2 separate regions of the Homo sapiens genome follow, and region 2 is linked to region 1. Evidence: chromatin loops called from intact Hi-C (ENCODE). Cell type or tissue: Calu3. All regions are shown on one strand. Links, peaks and the distances in the headings refer to the core of each region. The heading gives the core; the rest is flanking DNA. Region 1 overlaps NR2F2-AS1 (NR2F2 antisense RNA 1). Region 2 overlaps NR2F2-AS1 (NR2F2 antisense RNA 1).

Evidence for each region. Hi-C counts contacts between places; a loop is a spot of excess contacts. Peaks named below come from ENCODE experiments on the same cell type or tissue, not always from the same donor. Only the 100,000 strongest peaks of a DNase experiment are listed, where the experiment ranks them.
Region 2: it touches region 1 in a loop (4-fold over the local background); 14 of 110 quality-filtered maps call a loop at or near these places.

What each region holds. Positions count from the first base shown.
Region 1 is chr15:96,260,723-96,270,484 of GRCh38, forward strand. All of the region lies in intron 2 of NR2F2-AS1 (NR2F2 antisense RNA 1), which reads right to left. All of the region lies in intron 1 of LOC124903584 (a long non-coding RNA gene), which reads left to right. Among named protein-coding and RNA genes, the nearest start is that of NR2F2-AS1, 62 kb to the right of the region's middle. RefSeq lists an enhancer at 7,599-8,213. In Calu3, for the core only: no CTCF peak of the experiment used is centred there; DNase peaks (open chromatin) are centred at 3,779, 4,129 and 4,429.
Region 2 is chr15:96,313,068-96,322,829 of GRCh38, forward strand. The region is part of intron 1 of NR2F2-AS1 (NR2F2 antisense RNA 1); the gene reads right to left. Among named protein-coding and RNA genes, the nearest start is that of NR2F2-AS1, 9.2 kb to the right of the region's middle. In Calu3, for the core only: no CTCF peak of the experiment used is centred there; DNase peaks (open chromatin) are centred at 4,344, 7,752 and 8,124.

The DNA of each region.
Region 1 (9,762 bases), core at 744-8,743:
AAATAAACATCAATGGCATGCCACCAAACTGCCAACACAGGCAAATACTTGCATATGTCATATTTAAAAGGCAGAGTGAAACATCAGGAGGCTGAGATGAGGTCCAGGAATGGAGCCGATTTAAAATCAGAACTGAAGAATGTAGGCCAGGTGCGGTGGCTCACGCCTGTAACCCCAGCATTTTAGGAGGCCAGGGCGGGTGGATCACGAAGTCAGGAGTTCAAAACCAGCCTGGCCAAGATGGTGAAACCCCGTCTCTACTAAAAATACAAAAATTAGCCGGGTGTGGTGGTGTGCGCCTGTAGTTCCAGTACTCGGGAGGCTGAGGCAGGAGAATTGCTTGAACCCGGGAGGCGGAGGTTGCAGTGAGCCAAGATCATGCCACTGCACTCCAGCCTGGGCTACAGAGTGAGACTCCATCTCAAAAAAAAAAAAAAAAAAGAGGAATCTAGACTGGAGTTTATTCACTGGAATATTTTTCTAGGTTCAAAAATCAGTGGTAGCAAATTATTTTCTAAATTAGAAAGTATATCTGCAATACTTTCATATCAGTTCCCATTTAGAGGACAAGGTAGAGCTAATGCAGTTTTAATACAGTTTAGCAGTTAATGATTATTGGCAAAATCATCTTTTGCTCCCTTAGGACTTTTTCACTTAAAAACTTGATGGTGTTTGGGGTAAAATGTCGTAAGAGACATTCTAGCACATGACAGAAAAGAAAATATTAACTCACTATGTAGCCAAGAGATGGATTAATCTTCCAAGCAATTCAAAAAGAGAATTGGAACATGAACTCTAAAAAACAGTTCAAGTATCCTGAAAACTGCTAAAATAGCTCTGTTTGGTGAATCTCAGGTATTTTGGTCGCATTGCTTCAACTCCTTAATTCAGAAGTTAAGTTTTAATGTGAGTCATTTCAGTTTTCATGTATTTAAAAGTCATAACCACTGAAACAGTTTTTACAAAAATACTTCTTTGAGCCTAATGTTGAACACAGTCTGCACTGCTGAGCATGTGAGAGTCACTCTGGGAAAAGGGTGTTTAATGAATAACTTTACAGTAAAAGGCCTTGAAAACTTACTCTAAACATTAGACCCGTGCTTTCTTTCTGAAATACATTAACAGCCTCCAGAAGCCTCATAGATGCTGGCAAGCCCTTTTAGGCAGACTTTTGAAGTCCCTGACATTTGTGTGCAGGGAAAGGTGCCTGCCCGCTCTCCACCCCGCCCCCAGCCCCTCCCCCACCCAGGCAGTGTTTGGAGATGCTGTTGACTTAAGAGTTTTGCTGGAAAGAAAGATTGATAAAGCAAAGCAATCGGAGTTATTTTCTATGCATGAAATTGATTAAATGCTTCACTAAATGGCTTATAAATTTGCTTCTCATATTTCTGTCACCCACTGAAAAGATTACAGAAACTCCGCATATAGCTATGTTGTATACAATACCAAATTACAAAAGGTTGTAAAAACTAATGTTTTGTTTAAAGTTTTGAGCAGGACCATATGCCTTCAGTGACCTTGAGTAAGCTATTTTAATTCAAAACATTTCAAAGAATATAAAGGGGAGAAATATTCAACTACATAACAAACCAGACCAGTGGTGGGTAGATCTCCGTTAACTGTGTTGAACTTCTGCTCTTTTCTACGAGGGTGTAGAGTGAATCCCATCATACAAACGCCTTATGTCTGGAAAGCTTGGAAGCACATGTGGTGTCAATGGGGATATATTTACAAAGGAGATGAAAAAAGGGCTTTAGGACCTCCCAAAGTTGAACCTGCTCTATTATTTTTAGTTGAGAGACACATCCTAATGAGTTCTGAGTCTAGCAGAGACTTGTAAAACTATGTAGAAAAGGTGACAAATATTAACAAGGGTGGTGGGGTTGTTTTATTTTGGAGGAATTTTTGTTTGCTTGTTTTTAATCTTTACACGTCTTTCAAATGTCAGCTAAGTTCTATTCTTTCTACCATGTGACAATTTCTTCTAACTATTGTGTAACAGTTGGAAGGGATGTTAGCATAGAGACGATTTATAAGCAAGCAGGTGACCTGCAGATGCTATGGGGAAACTAGCCCTTTTCTTAACATGGCCTTAAAAGTACCTGCCCTGCTACAGGAAAAATGATATTCTTTTACAACATTTATAAGACATCATGTCCTCAGCAAGAATTAACATTTGGCATTAACGAACGCACAGTTCTGGCCATAACTTCAAGAAAAGAAATTTTACAACCAGTAATGTGCTTAAATCCTTCCTGACCTGCCCTCTGTAATACATATCCCCAACCTTTCACCTTCAGAAATAGCCAGTACGGGGACAAAGATGGCTACCACAGCTATGGCCATCTGGAGCCCCGTGAGCTAGAAAAGACGGGGGAAGTACTGTCAATGGAGGGGGCAGAAGTACTTTCTAACATCAGACCCAGCCCAATGCCCGTCTGCTTATGCAGCCAGTTTCTGGGTATAGGCAAGTATTGCACTGGAATTATCCCTCATATATGAAAACACAATGTAATCTCACTTAGCAAAACCCAGGTTTCTTTCTTTTTTTATGAGTACCTGTTCTGGGAGATATGCCAAAAATTCAGGGATAATTTAACCAAACCATCAACAACTGGACAACTTATTTAACTCTTTGGTGAGTGTTACATGAACCTTTTTGCTGGCGTCAAGCCACCACATAATGAATCCTGACGCCAGACACAGAGGGTTTGATACATTAGAATAAAGGAAGAGGTTCCTTACTATACAATATATAAAAGAACTAGCTTCTACCAACAGGTTGTTGCCATCTTAGAAAATAGGAATCTGTGTCTCCTGAAAGTCTATTCCTTGAACACCAATGCTACAAGCTTATCCTTTATAAAACGGTTTGGGTAATCAGATCTATTGAAGATCAAATGTCCTGGGGATTCACAGTGCATAGTAATGTGCTGGAGGCTTTGGGGGCCCTGCTGCAAACAATCATATTTAACTCAGGTTAATCTACTGTTTCTCACTTGACCCCGGACATTTTTTTAAATCAATGTTTTGAGACATGAAATTACTATTTCAAACGTCTTCTGGAGAACACTGATTTAAATCTACTGCATGGCTGACAAACGAGTCCACCTCTTTTGAAAGCTGAGCAAGCCCCTTTAGGAGGACCCTTGGCTGAATAAAGGAAGTCTCAACCCAACTGCAAGAAGGTCTTCGCCATTCCTCTTCTGAGGATATGCTGACCTTGGGCCGTGCATATTCTCTTCTTCTAATTAAGACACGTTGCATGTTCTGTGGCTACCAAAGACGAAAACAGTAGACCTCACCAATTGCCCATGGGTTTCACAAGTGGCACTGGTTACCTACATAAATATTTGTCATACATCAAATAAATGCTTCACGTACATTGATTTTTCTTATGGACTCCTTTTCTTTTAAGATTATGTACAAATCCACTCTCTCTTTCCACTTCAAATAATAGACAAAAGCTATGTTTATTCTTCCTATTCTATAACCAAAGTCACTCATACATCAAGATCATTCAAGAAAGCCTAGCAGTATGCAAGTGAATGAGAGTGGCATGACTGTGAAGATAATCTTGGATCTACTCTAATTTAATTTTTTTAAGTAAATCATTTGCAAACTCCAGCACTCTAACTAGTACAAGTAACAAATTACCCATGAGGAGCCTCAGAGGCTACAGGTGACAGAGCTGTGTTGCAACACCTTGGCAAGGATCTTTGTACTACAGCCTTGGTTCTCAAACTGTACAGTGCATCAGAATCACCTGAGGGCTGTGTTAAAACACAGATCTCTAGGCCCCACCCCTAGTGAGTTTCAGTTTCAGTGGGTTTAGGGAGGGGCCCAAGAATGTGCATTTGCAACAGGCTCCCAGGTGATAGGGATGCAGCTGCTCTGGCTGGGGGACAGCACTTTGGGAATTACAACTGTACAGCAGTTCCCTAATGCTCCCGATCAGGATTACCTGGAAACTTTGTTAAAAACACTAAGTCTCACCCTTAGCCCCAGACTCCTGAGATGGACTCTCTAAGAAGGAAAGTCAGGAATCTGTATTTTTAATAAACTCCCCAGGGGATTCAAATCATCCAGCTCTGGACTACTTCAGCCTGAGAAGAGGGGCTTGCCTTTTAGATCTGGGCCTGACGTCTTGAACCTTTGCCGGCCTCTGGGCACACGGACTCTCCCTGCTAGAGGCCCCTTCAAAGTGCAAGCAGGCTGAAGACACGTGAATGCCTCCTCCAATAACTTGTCCAGTAATTGGTATATTGATTGCTAATGTCATCATGTTTTAGTATATATAAACCCCTCACTCTATTACACAGCCCCCAACAATCCAAAAAGTCATTGTTTATTCATTGTGACTCCCAAACTGGCCCTTGTCAGCTCCTGCTGGAGAGCTTGCTGATAAAAATCAGCAGATGATTGGACGCACACATTCTTAACATGACTGACCCATGACATCTCAGAGGGCAGCTCGAGAGCCTGTCATTACAGTACAATACATTTCTTTCTTCTTTCTTATCTAGCCCAGATGACTTCGAGATTTTTATTAACTCATTAATGACTGAAGATGTCATTAGAACCAGTGGGAAGGGTTATTTTTCTGTCTCTCTCTCTCTCTCTTTTTTTTTTTTAAGTGGGAATAAGTGTGCAATTTGCTGGGAAAGGGGGAGGGGCTCATTGATGAAACAGCTAAGACAAACCTAAGTGGAGAGACCCTTGGACTTTATTAGAATCTGAAATTTGATTGACGGGTCCTGGACCTGAAAATCTGCAGACAGAAATACAAAGTTGCTTCAGAAACATGTTGGGAAGAATGGGACAATTTGATCAAGGAAATAGCGACCCATAAAATTCAGTAATTTTTATTGTGTTGTGGACTCAATCTTTCCAACATAACAGCTAAACAAACAAACAAAAACGTCAGAGTAAAGCTACTGAAACCTCTAAATGTTTCTTAACCTACACGTTCATTAAATCATATCTTGTTTCTGCGTGCCTTTAATTTTCACATCTGCAAAATTGCTTTTAGAAATCAAATTAGATCTTTTGAAGGCACTTAAATTGCAACAACCTTATGTTTTTTTATATACTCTTGGGTTTCAGCCTTTTCATCTGGGTTGTGTGTCCAATTAATGGGATATCTCAAGGAAGCACTAATCATTTTGAAAACTTAAGAATATAAAAAGCAAGCAGACTATTTTCATTATAACTGATTGGATTGAGAATAAGCTACAGAGGAAATGTTCAATAATTATGATAACTTTTTTGGAGGAGATCACAAAAGAATGTCAGTCACAGAAGGTGCTTTTCATTGTGACAAAGGCTTTCAAGTCCAGTTTCAGTAGATTCCTCTTCGGGGTTCAGCCTCAGGCATGTCAGAAGGCTGCTCTGAGAGTGGGTTTTACACTGATTTTTATCAGCCCCAGATAATTCACTTGGCAAAGAAAACATCTATTACTAGATGTATCTCATATGTTACTGAATGTTTACTAAATTTTACTACTGTCAAAACACATTGTAAATGAACAGACCCTCAGAAGAACGAGGGAAATCTATTCCTCAGAAGAGAAAATGGTTGTCTGAGGACCTACAAAGATTTTTGCCCAAGGAAATTAATGCCAGTAAACTATGACCAAGATTTAAATATGCTTTCAGCCAAGTTTTATGCTTAAATCACCTAATTACATCTTTCTTTCTTTATTTGCCTGGTGGAGAATTATATTCATTACATGTTATGGTAAACAGAATAATTAGTTAATATTTACGGATTAATTAAATACAATCATTTTATCTAATTCAGTAATAACGGTGCTGAATTTTATTTTTCACATTTCTGAACATGATGCCAAACACCCAGATGAAACCTAGGAGGAGAAAAGAGTCAAAAATCCAGATGTTATTAAAGATCCAGATGTATGGTATCAAGTAAACAGAACATCAAGGATTTTTACTTTTCTTTTTTCCATTTTCATCCAGATGTTTGGTGTCGTATAGACAAAGTCTTAATCTGTTCAGTCACAATCACAGCGTTATTTAATATCATTTGCCAATATTTCACTCCCTTCTTCACAAAATGATCTCTAAAAATCCTATGTAATGCATTCACGAGGAAAACAAGGATATTTTCTTCAGAAACAAAAATATAATGCCCAGTGGATTCATAAGACCAGATTACCATCCAGGATGGTGCCCAAGTCTCTATGTTGAAAAACATTTCATATCTGCATTTTTAAATGATGAAAGTTAATTCACCTTAAATGGTTGGAATGGAAACTTAATTTTAATTGACATGCACATGCGAATTTCAGTCCTAGTAGGTAGCTTTGGAGAATAACAGGCTCTCAAGTGTAAATGATGGTCATCTTTTCAATGGGATCCTTTCCCAATTCATTCACTTATCATTAAATCCTAAAAGAGATTACCCGCCATTTTAAGAATAATTTCTGCTTTGCAACTTTGGGTACCTTAAAGCACTGACCCAGGGACTTAAGAACTTGATGCTGAGCCCCAGCATCTCATTTTTCTGTGTGACCTTGAGCCAGTCACTTAACGTCTGAGCCCCAATTTTCTCTTCCTTAAAAAAAAAAAAAATTAAATAATAGACCTGATTCTAGTGAACCCAAGGATCTAAAAACAAGAACCTGGGGAGGGCAAAATCCTTTATGAATATAAAATTATCAGTAATACACGGACTATTTTGAGTTTTACATATCATTATTACATGAATAGTATTACTGTGTAAAAGTGTCATTACTATTAAAATGAAATCCAAGAGGGCACAGTAGAGACAGTCATGCTAACAAGACCTGGTCAGCTATTTACCATTTACAAATTAAATACAGGAATGACTATAATCCCTGGATGTGCAAAGCAATACCAGATTCTACTTCCTTGTGCTGCCGTGTTTCACCACGCTAAATCCGAGAAATAGTTTGAGTGCTACCCTTTTCATGGTACTAAACGGACTAATCATAAGGCATACTGTATCTCTGATTACAATAGGACACTTCTGCCAATCTAGGACCCTATGCTTGGCTGACTGGTGGACTTAATTTTGACAGACAAATGCACCCTCCTCCCTCCTGGCCAATGGCAAAGACTCAAGCCTTTGCATAGAGCAAATTGTTGCTGCTGAATATTCAAACAGATCTCATGGTTTCCATCATGGGAGATTGCTTCCACTTTTTTTTTCTGTTAGTAAAATGTACATCCTAGGAAGTTATCATCAAAGAACAAGCTTTTTGCTAACATTCCTCTGCACAGTATAAGAGGGTTTCTAAGTGAGAAATCAACTCAAGCACTTGTAAAATGCTAAGCACTAAAAATCTCTGAAACACTTTAGTCTTACACTTTTCTGTAATGGTGCCGAGATTTTGGGAAGAGACATAGAAACTTTTGAGCTGTGCGTTTAAGATATTAAAAGATTCTGGAAGTACAACAAAGGGAATAAAATAAATGAAAGGAAGATCACTTCATTAATTTTAACTTTAAAAAAAATCTGCAGTGTCAAGATGCTACAGTCAAAAAACAAAAACAAAAACTCACACATCAAGAAATTTCTTTCAAAGTTTAGCCCAACTGTTTGCTCAATTATATGACTATAGAGAAAACGGGATGAATAATCAAGTTTTAGTTCTTCAACTTTGAAGGCACAAATCGCTCATTAGCATGTTGCTCTGTTTGATGCAACTTATTTTGAAGAGCCAGAAATCAATACAAAAGGAAACAATAATAATAAAAGGAAAGATTTCTACTGTCATAATAGGGAAAGGTGTGTGAGCTGGAAGAAAGTACAGTACAGAAGCCCATGACAAGTCATGATAAATGGGTCGTTATAAAATTCACGTTTAGGCAGCACCAGGCCGCGGATAATGCCATTCGTCATGGCAACACGAGGCCGCTAATGAGCCCTCATTGCATATTCATGTTTGTGGCGTTTCTTCCCTCCCACCCTGAACTAGTGCCTGCAGATATCTCCACCTCAAGCTGACGCTCAGCTTAGGTCTTCTTCTTCTTCTTCTCTCTCTCTCTCTCTTTTTTTTTTTTATTTGTTATGTTGCAGCAATTACACTGTAAAAGTGCTGCCCAAGATTGATTGCTCTGATCTGTAGTTCAATTGTAAATTAGAATACACATCCCCCCAGGGACACACGGCCCCTATTTGTGATTAAGAAAAAAGCCCCATAATAGACTAATAGCTAAAGTTCTCTCTCTTTTACTTTCAGGCAATTAGCTTGATGAAATGGCCTCTTTTTGTGTACCCTGGAAGTGTAAACCGATATCATAATGAAGTATATGATGTTTATTCTATTATTTTCACCTTGCTGGATATGCAGGAATGCATAAGTAATGGCTGCTTTGTCTAGTACGTTTACTGATTCACAAGTAAACTATTTCTTAAAGATGCAGTGTACGCTTTCTGAGGCTTGAGTTAAGCAACTCCTAACTGTGGATTAACCTTCACGCAAATGTCTACTGCAGGGGAGGAAAACGAATCCCCTAGGTTGGGGGAGAGCATGATGCTGATATTCAAGAGGCCTCCAGCCACTGGGGCAGCTCTGGGATGGATGTAGTGACAAAGTGCAAGTGCCAGCACTCAGGATCACTGAAGACACCAGGGTACTTTGGAAAAGTGTCCTATAGTGATTTTAGGCCCAAAGAGACTCCACCTGACTACAGTGTACCCTTCATCTCCCCCAGTGACTTGTGGAAGACCAACTCGCTCTCGGCTGTAGGGTGGCTGAAGCTCTTCCTACACAATGGTTATACAGTCTTTTTTTTAATTATTATTGGATTGCACCCTTGCGCCCACCCCCCGGGAAAAAATAAGTCTTGCCAAAACGTTGGCAAGAAAATATTCTTCAGCTTCCTACATGCACCAGCTGACACAGAGCCAATGAATCCACTTGCAGTTGGTGCATTATCAAAGCTATTTGTGTTCTTCCTATGCAATATTTCAATATATGTTTTGTTTTCATCCATGAGGATCTCAAAATTAGAGAAAAAAAAAGGGTGTCCTACATGAGAAGATAGAAAAAAAATAGAAAAGAAGAAATAGAAGAAAAAAAAAAGAAAAACAAAAATCTATCTTGCTCTAAAGCGTTTTATGGTGGGTAACTTACCAAGATGTTAATTACTGCTTCAATTCTACATTCCAATTGCCCCCGTTCATCCATAACCCAGTTTGTTTCACCTCTCAAACCCTTCCTAGGTTTGTGTTGTCTAAACAAATCCATCCTTCTCTTCTTTAATATGGATCCAATTTGAGTTTCTAGAAAATATAAGGAAATCACTTTTACGGCAAAGGATCTCAATAATTTTTAATGCTGAGTTTGATGTGCACTTTTAGATGTCTTACATTTTGAAATTAATATGTGAGATAGTTGTTTGTCACATATAAAATGTGCTTGCCTTTCCTCCAGTTACGTAGCTCCTTCTTGATTAAATAAAACATTTTGGGGAAAGTTTGTTACTATTTTCTGGAAAGTAATTCTATTGTCACATAATTTCCAAAAATACTGCAAAGTGAGTTACCAAGAAATATTTCATGAAAATTTGCTTTATGCCTTCTTTTCTAAAAATCAAAAGTTTTTATCAATCTTTATTTGGGGGGTTGACTTTCTCTTTAATTTGTACAACATTGAACTGCCTTCTAAACTATAAGCCTGCAACACAATAAGTGTAAATTTTCACTGCTCTCAGAAACTTTTGAATGTCTAGCCATATTGCCATATTTGAAATATGCTATTTTCAATTTTC
Region 2 (9,762 bases), core at 548-8,547, 52 kb after region 1:
TTAGGTCCAATCTGCATGCTGAATCAATCTTTCATCCCTTTGATTGCTTCTGAAAATATTTATATTTCTTAATAATGCACATTTTGTCTTGCAACTTCTGATTAAATCCAGACGGAGGTTCCAAAACAGGCAAGGGATATGAAAGGGTGATTTGGGACAGGAAAACAAAAATTAAAAATACAGGTTTTTCCCATTGGGGGACCATTAGAGAATATAAATCTAGCAATTTGGGTGATGGAGGCATCAGAGGAGCATTGTAATAAATACAGATCGGAGTGTTATTGTGACTTAATGGAGATGACAGAATATTCTTATTATTGTGTGATTCTTCATCGCAGCCTCCACTATGTAACTGGTGAGTTTAATAGGTTTTATGAAAAACTATTGTGAGAGAGACCTAGAAAAATTTCATATTACAGCCAATAATAACCCAATAAAAGTATCACATCATAAAATAGGGAAATGGTTATGATAGGGACATGATCAGATAATCTAAAGTATCTTTTGTTGAGCAAGGAGCATAGCGTAAGGAAGATGCTTTCAGGAGGTGAGGATTCCTGGTTTGGGGGCCAAGAGAAAGGGGTCCAGTTTCAACTGCATCACCAACCAGCTCAATGACCCTAAGTAAGTCCCCTAACCTTTACAGACCTGTTTTGTTTTTTTTCTTTTACTTGGAAAATAATGGAGGTAAGGATTTTCTTGCAAGTTTTAAATTCTATGGTTTTCTAAAGAACCATCGTTGTTTTAAGTATTCAGTGCTCTCTGGAGTCAAGAAAAAGAAAAAGGAGACTTCCTCTAATGCTGAGTGTCCTCAAGACAGTCTCCAAGAAGCGGGAGCCATGCCCTCTCACAGTGCACTGTGTCACGCGCCCCTACTCACCTCTGCATAGGTGGCTGTTGCTTCTCTGTTCCTCTTTTTTCCTCTTGGGCACCATAAGGGAGAGAAGCACACAAGTGCAATGTCCGTAGATCCATTTGACCCAACCGACTCATTTTCGAGATGAGGAAAGTAAAGGGCATAAAGGTTGAGGTCACCTACTTAGTAACTGGTAAAGCTAGAATTTAAGCCAAGGTCTCCTTATTTCCAGACCAGTGCCTATTCTGCCATGACACACTGCTGCAGAGTCTAAGGAATTTTATATTCTGAAAAGAAGTGGGGTTTCTTGTGACCCTTCAATACAATTTAAGACTTCTTGTAATTGGAAACAGGAACATAGGATAGGGCAGCAGCTTTGAATTCTGACTTCCTGGATTGGAATAATATGCCTCCACCTTACTAACAATGTGAATTTCAGGCAGGTCCTTAAACTCTGTTAAGTCTCATCCTGTTTGGTTTTCATTTTTTTTCTCTTGGATAATAGAAATAATAGCAGTAGTTACCGCAGAGAGCTGTATAGAGATTAAATAAAATAACATAAATAAATGCTTACCATAGTTCTGGTATACAGTAAATGTTAGCTGCTATTAGTATCATCATCCTCCTCTTTATTTACATAATGATGAGTGAAAAAATCCTGAAAGGAACCCAGGAGAAATAGGTTCAAATTCTGACTGTGCTCCTATTGGCTCCATGACCTCAGTTTACTCATCAGCAAAATGGGAATGCAAAATCTCTTCTTGTACAGGACTTTAGTAAAAATCAAATGAATCATGCATATGACCACATTTTTTAAACAGGTAGAGCCCTATAACAACACAATTGTTGATGGTTTTATCAAAACATAATTATCCCTAGGTTGGAAAGCCTCTGGATGCTCAGAGTTGGTTAATAAATAATAAAATGAGATCATGCCCCTGCTTTGCTTCTCAAATAAATCAACTTAAAAAAGAGATACCTAAAATACCATTAAATCACAAAAGAATAAATGCATGTCCCCAAGTATCACTGCCATCTGTTGAATTCAATTTTACTGTTCTCTACTTAAACTTGCATTTCTCTCAGAATTTGATCTTACCGGAGCATTAGAGGACTATTAGGTCACAGGGTTTAGAACAGTAAACTCACTCTCTTCTTTGCCTTCCAACTAAGAGAGAGAAAGATCTAAAAGTTAAAACACACACACACACACACACAAACATTTTATGAAATGTTAAATGATGACCTCCAAGAAGCCTTCATACCCTCTCTGAAATACTGCCAACCTTTGCAATTGACCAGCTGCTTATTGTGTATAAACTTAAAAATATATTCATTATTGAGATATAATTTTGTTTAAGCTAAAGAAGCATCAGGGGATGGGGAATTGTTTTGTACATGGGATTATTAAAGAATTGGGGCCTAAAAGTGTATGTCTATTTTAAAAAGAAATTTTCTGATTGCAGATAACTTCTCAATTTGATTTAGTGTCGAACGATAGTGATAGGGTTGATAAGTGAGCATTCATCGGTAATTCATCTTGTGCTGGTAGAAATTTACAGCAAAGCAGTGCTTTCCCAACAGTGACAAGCCCTATTAATCTTCTTCAGACACATTTCAATAGGTGTTCCCATCTGTGGCCAACATCTAAACACTCTGGCAACACTGGCGACTTGAAGACACCTTCATTTCAAGTTACACTAGTGAAAATGTGATACTAGATTGTACTCTATTTTTTAACCTAATTCTCTCTCTTCATTCAATTAGCCTTTCTTGCCTGGATTTTTCTGCTCATGTGTAACGTCATTTCCCAGGGAGAGCACTCAAAGATTTGGTTTCTTAGAGATGCACAATCTCCCCCAAGGTTAGCAACCAATAACTTTTTTTACAAATTAAAATTGCATAGATTCCAGTTCTGACAGTCATTGGCCTCTGATCCTGCATGTCCTTAGAAAGTAGAACCTGTTCGAATAAAGCCCACCTGTGCATCGAGAAGGCTGAGGAAAAGGGGAAGGCTATAGAATCCATTTGTGTTCATATTCAAAATGCACTTTACTATTCTGAACTATAATGTAAATTTCAGTGTGAGGGAATGCTGGGAAAAGGAGAGACAATTAGAAGAGGGTGGTGGAAAAGAAGCCCGTAATTCGAAATATGTTTGCCCAATATATTCAGTGCATAGGATGAAATGTCTCTCCTGTCCTTTTGCATCCATTGGAGGACCTCCTGTTAGAGCGGGAAATTAAATAATCACTTTAGCAATAGATTATTTCACTTAAATTGGCTTTATTCTACCAGCAACATGCTCTGGCTGGCTGCAAGCTCAGACTAGGTAAAAAATGTGGAGGGGTTGTTTGATTTTGGATTGCACCTAAGTGCTTTTTCTGTGACATTTTCAACCTCATAATGGGTTTGGTCTTGCAAAAAAATTGGATTTGAACAGCATTTTTCAAGTGCACTTTAGAAATCTTTCAAAAGAGAAAATTCTCTGACACATTCTTATTCAGGAAAGGTTAGATACATCTGTATAATGGATGGACTTTTTTTTAACTTCACTGAACATTTTTGTCATATGTGATCTGAATATATATGTATATATATATATACACACACACACATATGTTGGGGAGAGTGTGTACACATGCATGTGTGCCCCTATGTGTTACTGGTTTGTATGTGAATATACTTACATATAATAATATAAGCATTCTCAAAAAATGTCTCCCTTCTTCCCACAAACTGTTTTTCACAATGATCATTTGAGTTTGTTGTAGAGCTCAGTAACCTTATTGTAGGTGGCAAGTTTAAATGTGCCATATTAATAACTTGTTATCCAAGACAAATTAAGTTCTTATATGTCAAAAGCACTCGGCACTGGATTATCTACAAGACAAGTATTTATTGAATAAATGTTGAGTCCAATTTCATTTTAATGTGACTGACTGTATGTTTCAGCCTCTTAGGCAGAGATAAAAAACACTCAGACCTATAACTGTGTTGCAACATTACACCTAACTTGTCTATTTCTATTATTGTCTCTTAACTTAGAATATGGAAAGAAGGCTTTTTTTTTTTTTTTTGGTTGTTGTTGTTGTTCTGAAGAGCAAAGAGAAAGATAGAAAAACGGCTGGCATTCAGCCTAAAGAGAAATCATTGAAACAAATTAATCCTATGCTGTTTAAATTGACATGGTAATCCATCATCAGAGAAGGCAAACTCTGAAAGCAATCTAGAATCTGCCCTGCTCTTTCACTGGCCCTGGAGGCACAAAGACAGATAGTAAAGGAAGGAGGGGGGAAATCATAAAAGTTAGAAATGCCTGAGAAAAGAATAAAATTGGTGGTATCAGCTCTCACTGTCCTGCCTCTGCAAACCTCCTTTGGAAAGGAGAGGTTAACTCTCAACAGTTGCTGTCCCAACTTTCCCTCTAAGTGGTAGGTCTCTGGAGCTGAGCTCTAGTCTGCCTCCTTCTCTAGGCTGCCAGGCTGCTCACCTCAGTCTAACCATTGCCTGCCGTGTTTAAAAAGTTGACCAGCCAGGAGCTTGGCAGGACCCACAGAAACAGTTCAGTTTGCACAGAAACTTTCCCAACATGGTAAGGGGCTCCATTTATGGGGTTTAGGATTTGGGTTTCTTTTTATTTTGTTTTGTTGTTGTTTGGGGTCTTTTGGTGGGAGAGAGTGAGAGGGAGACTTTTTCTTCATTTTTTTTCCCTCCTATCTTATTTTGTACTTGACGAAAAAGCATGTTATTGTAATTTTTAAAAGAAAACTTTTGTAACGTCCATAAAAACTTAGGCAAGACATCATGCCCTGTCACTTGTCTGTCTTTTATTTTGGAGGCTTATTTTTCAAATCTCTCTGCGCTTCAAAAATCCTGCAATGTTAAAATTTGCTTTTAAATTCAAAAAGTATATAAAACTGTAAAACTGAAGTGTCCCATCTTAGAAGATAGTTAAGGTTTTAAAAATAAAAAAATTTTAAAAACTTATTAAGAGCTCCACTGTTCAAACACACTGAATCCTAAGAATTGTTTTTTCTCTTGAGCTTAATTTATGTAATGTTTATGTGTTTTGTTTTTTAGGGGAGGAGACATTTTACAGAACATACCTTTCTCATTATTGCCTGGACATACCAATTTGAACACAAAAGTGAATATTATTTTTTCAATTTAATAATGCATTCGACTATAAAGGCGAGACAATTTGAAAATATTTTTAACTTCAAAAATTCACTCTGTTAACAATAGACAGTATGTGAAGACAAAAACCCAAATATCTTTGTACCAAAAGCAAAAAGGCAGAAGGATATGAATGTAAACCCTACCCAACAACTGCCCTATTTTAATTTATCTAGGATAGTGTTTCTTCTAGTTTATTTTAAAAACCTTAGCATGCTACTGAAACTTCAGAATAAACATCACACCTCTTTTCTATAATTAGAATTTTTATTCACTGATTTTAAAAAGGGAGTGAATAATTCTTGTATACTGACTAATGCTTTTTAAAATACGTAAGCATAAAAGACAAATTAAAGGCATTTCCAGGGTAAATAGGAAAGGAGGGTTAAAGACTCATATTAAATATTCATTCATCCACAGCCATGTCAGTTGCAATTTTAAGAGTTGTTAGGAAAGAAGAACAGGTTTAGTTGTTTGTTTTTAATAGAACCTGGGGGGTTGAAATAGTAGCTCTTCAATAACTGAACATTCAAATTGCAATTCCTGAAAAAGATTTGATACTTTTGAATTTGTTTTCAATTTATATACAGTGTAGACTTTAGCAAAATAGTATCTAATTTTAAAAGCCATTAAATTAACCAAAATCACATGTAAGAAAATCAATGAGTAAATAGGCATAAGTCTTTATCACTCAGAGGAGGCTAAGAAGAAAAGTATCTTTAAAATCCTCACTACTTAAATATCACAATAGTAGCATCTTTTTAATTACTTGGTAATGTGGCAACAAAGTATATGCAAAGAAATTGCAACATACCTTTAGAAGTAAATAAGTTATTAACATACATTCTACACAGAAATAGGCTTCCCCAATTTTGCTATCTTCTTCTCCCTGACGGTGATGTGATGTGGTTCTGCCAAGAAATAACCAATGTGACATTTTTCACTGAATTCAATATTCCCTTCCTTTAATGTTCTCAGTTTTGCTTTAAACTATTTAAAGTGACTTCCTCTCAATCCATTTACCTCAGTCAAGTACATAGAAATCTCCTAGATAAGGTTGATTAATTTATTATGAATTATAATAGATGGATAGGAAAAGTATCTTTCTCTACCTTGTATTCAAACTAAAAAGAAAAGTATAAATTTTATTTAAACAATACACTTTGTAAATTCTCAAGCTAATACATCCTATGGTCAAGAAGCTGAATATGAAGTTAAACAGTCTTCTCTTAATTTTACACAGAAGTTCTTTATTTATTTTTAAGATGCACCTTCAACTTTTCAAGAAATCAGCCTTTTAAGAGGAGAAATGAGGTTGTAATTAATTTGTGCATGTTTCCCTATTATGACAGTATGTCTGTCTCTGTCCACCTACTTACTCCTTTATATTGAAACTGTCCCCCCCCCAAAAAAAACCTTATAAAAACCAATAGAATGGAAATCGCTCCTTAAACTATTTTTCTCCAACTGCAATTCACCTTGAGTTTGTGTTTTAAGAAAATTAAATTAGATCCCTTTTGTTGTTCTGCTTGTATTTTCTTTGAGTACTACTGATGCAGCTAATTAACCATATTAATTTATCTGGGTATTTGCCTTACTAACACCTTCACATTTAAATGACTGGCACTTGATATCATTTGATTAATGCTTTTTTTTACATACCAAAAATTAACTGTCATTTAAAAGATTTCATTACCAGACTCTTGAGAAAGAGAAAAATATAGAACCAGACAATAATTCCTCACTCTGTCCACTACTAAGTATGAGCTGATGTCCACATGGCTTTAGATGTCTTTGGAACTTTCTCAGCAGGATTTGCCTTACAATATAATATTAGCATTAAAAGCATGTATAGCCCACATCACACTTGGTTAAATGGGCAGAGAGCCCCCTTATGCCATCATCTCTAGCTATAGCCTGTTCTCCTTTAATTCTTCAATCCATTGAAAAGTAAAATAGAATGAGTAGCATATCCCTGAATTTTTAAATATTTAGGCAAAAGATGCTCACCTTTTATTTAAATGCCTTGCCAAAGCTACCAAACTGCAAAACTGATGGCTTTACTTTGAAGTGTCTTTCTGTGATTTTGCAAGCCACGGTAGCTCTACCATAGCTAAGTTGCTTCAGCTTGTATTTCAACAATGGTGGTTCTAAGGAGCTCATTCAAAACTCTTTTTTGTACTGCCTTCTGCCTTTTTGCCAGTACACATGAGTGACAGCCTCTATCTAGTGCCTGAGTATATGAACCTTTAATCCATCAAGGAACTTCTAACACCATCAGAATATACACACCCACGTGCATACACCTTCCTGCAGCCACCAGGTTTGAAACCAGCAGAATATATTTTTCTAATCTCACCCAGATTTTATGGCTATAATGTGGCTACTGACAAGATTCTAAAATTAGCTTTTATTTAAATAAACCATGTAATTTTTTTTTAGTTTTTTTTTTTTTTTTTTTTAGTTTTTAAAACTCTCTGCCACGGCAATCTACTGCTGTAGACATGGTTAGAAATATTTTTTAAATGGACTAGACGGTCAGTTAAATACAAGAAAATATTTCACTATATTATATTTTCTTATTCCCTAAAGTCCATCTCCATGGAGTGTGCTGCGGGTGATGGATGAGACTGTTGTCTATCTGAATGGAAACCTGCTTTCATAGGAAGGGTGGAGGTGGGAGAGGACCAGTGAAGGGCAGAGCTCTAAAATTCTGGCAACTAGAGTGAATATACCCTTTCCTCCTTTCATCCTTCTTCCTTTGCTCCCTCCCTCCCTCGCTTCCTTTTTGCTACGTCTCTTTTTGGTAGATCACTGTAGTTAACCTTCGTTCTGGCCAAGACCAAGAAGGGTTAATGGACACCCGGCTCCTGACACCTTCCAGGTCAGCTTGGCTTGCGAACTTCCAACGCAGGAATTGGAGGATTACCGGGGAAGGAATGCGAGGTACCCGATAGCCTCACACCTGAACACGGTCGCTTCAATCCACTGGGATTCATTTAAAAAAAAAAAAAAAAGAAATTCTCTTCTGGAAAATGGTTAATTGGATCTGCAGCTACATTTCCTGTTGCACCGAAGAGCCAAGCAGGGCAGCCTGGATTGGATCCCTCAAGCTGCCAAGAAAATCGAGCAATTGGGGGGTGGTGGTGGGGGGGGGGTGAACCTTTCTAAATAAATAAACAAACGTAGGTAGCTATCAGTTGCTTTAGGGAGCGCAGATATTTAGGAAAAGGCCAGGAGCGGGAAAAGGAAGAAGAAACGAAAAAGATTCTCCCCTTTTCTTACCTTTTGCCCCTCCTTTCCCCTCCCGAAATTTGCGCCTACTTGATTATTTGCAGCTGTTTCGAACCTCAAGGTTTGTTCACAGTAGCGAGAGAGACTTGCGCTTGGAGAAGTGAAAAGCCATTTTCGCGCCAGGGCTTCGCTGCTTGAGTTTGGGGGTTTTGCTCTCCCTCCCAGCAAACTCCCCTCAAAGCCTTGCTAACTTCGTCAAGCCCTGCCAGCCTTTACTCCTTGGCCACTTGGGTTCGCAGTACCCAGCCAAGGGCCCCGGGCGGGTTTCCATCGCTGGGGGTGGCCTGGTACCCCCAAAGCTGAGTTCCCGCCTAGGAGAGGACGCTGACGTCCTGGGGCTTCCTCGGTGCCTGTCACCCAGCCCCCTGCCTTCCTCCTCGGCCTCAGATGTCGTCCCACCTGCCCACGAGCAGGGAACCTGGAACCCACTCTCCCGGCAGTCCCCAGCGGGTTCCGCCACCCGGCGGCCGCCCCTGACACCGAGTGGGTGGGAGGAAGAGGCAGCTGGCGGGGATGGGCCATTGAGACCTCTTGAAAAATATTAAAAGACAGGATGGGTAGAGATTTCTCCGGGAGAAAGTTCGAGGGTGCATCGGGTCGCGGCTGGGAGGAGTACCCGAAATGCCAGCAGGAGAAATGCAACCTGTTTAGGCCACACCTTCAATCCCCGAGGCTGTCTGGAGAGACTGCGTGCGGGGGACTTGCCGGCGTTCCCACACCGCGCCTGCAATCCACTCCCGCGGCTGCCTGGCCTCTGCCACTCGCGGCTTGAAGCCAGTGGCTCTCAAGCCCTCGGCCCCGCGGCGGCCCGCGCAGCCTTCACCCGGCGCCGGCACCACGAAGCCTGGCCGCAGTGGACTCCCCGCAGCTCGCTGCGCCCTGGCGTCTCCCGTCGAGGAGGGAGGGACGGAGGCCTGAGCCGGGAGCTCCCTGGCGGTGGTCGGGCCGCCCCCCTTGAGGCCTGCTCCCCCCTCTCGGCCTCGCCAAATCCCTGAAAGCCCAGTCCCCCTTCGTCACCCCGGGGGCTTCTAATCACTCGGTATCGATTTCCCTAACTCTTTTCATCCTGTTGAAGACACATCTTAAAACACTCCAGCCCGGAGTGTGCTCTGGGCTTTATCCACACTAATAAAATGATTTACCCTTCTCTCCGCGCTCTCCTCACAGAGGAAAATCGTTCGAGCCCCGGCTATTTGTGTGTGATCAGTAAATATTTAGTGCGCTGACATCCTTAGCTGGGCTTCGGATCGATTCGGGGCCCACCGGGAGGTGCGCACGGTCCGGGCGGGGCCGCGCCGAGCTCGCCGAGGGGGCTCCTCCCGCCCTCGCCGCCGGCCGCTGATTTACGGCCCCTGCAACCAGCTAAGGGGGGCGAAAGCGCGCCTGGAAAATTGGCTTTTCAACCTTTTACTTTTGACATTCAGCCACTTCCC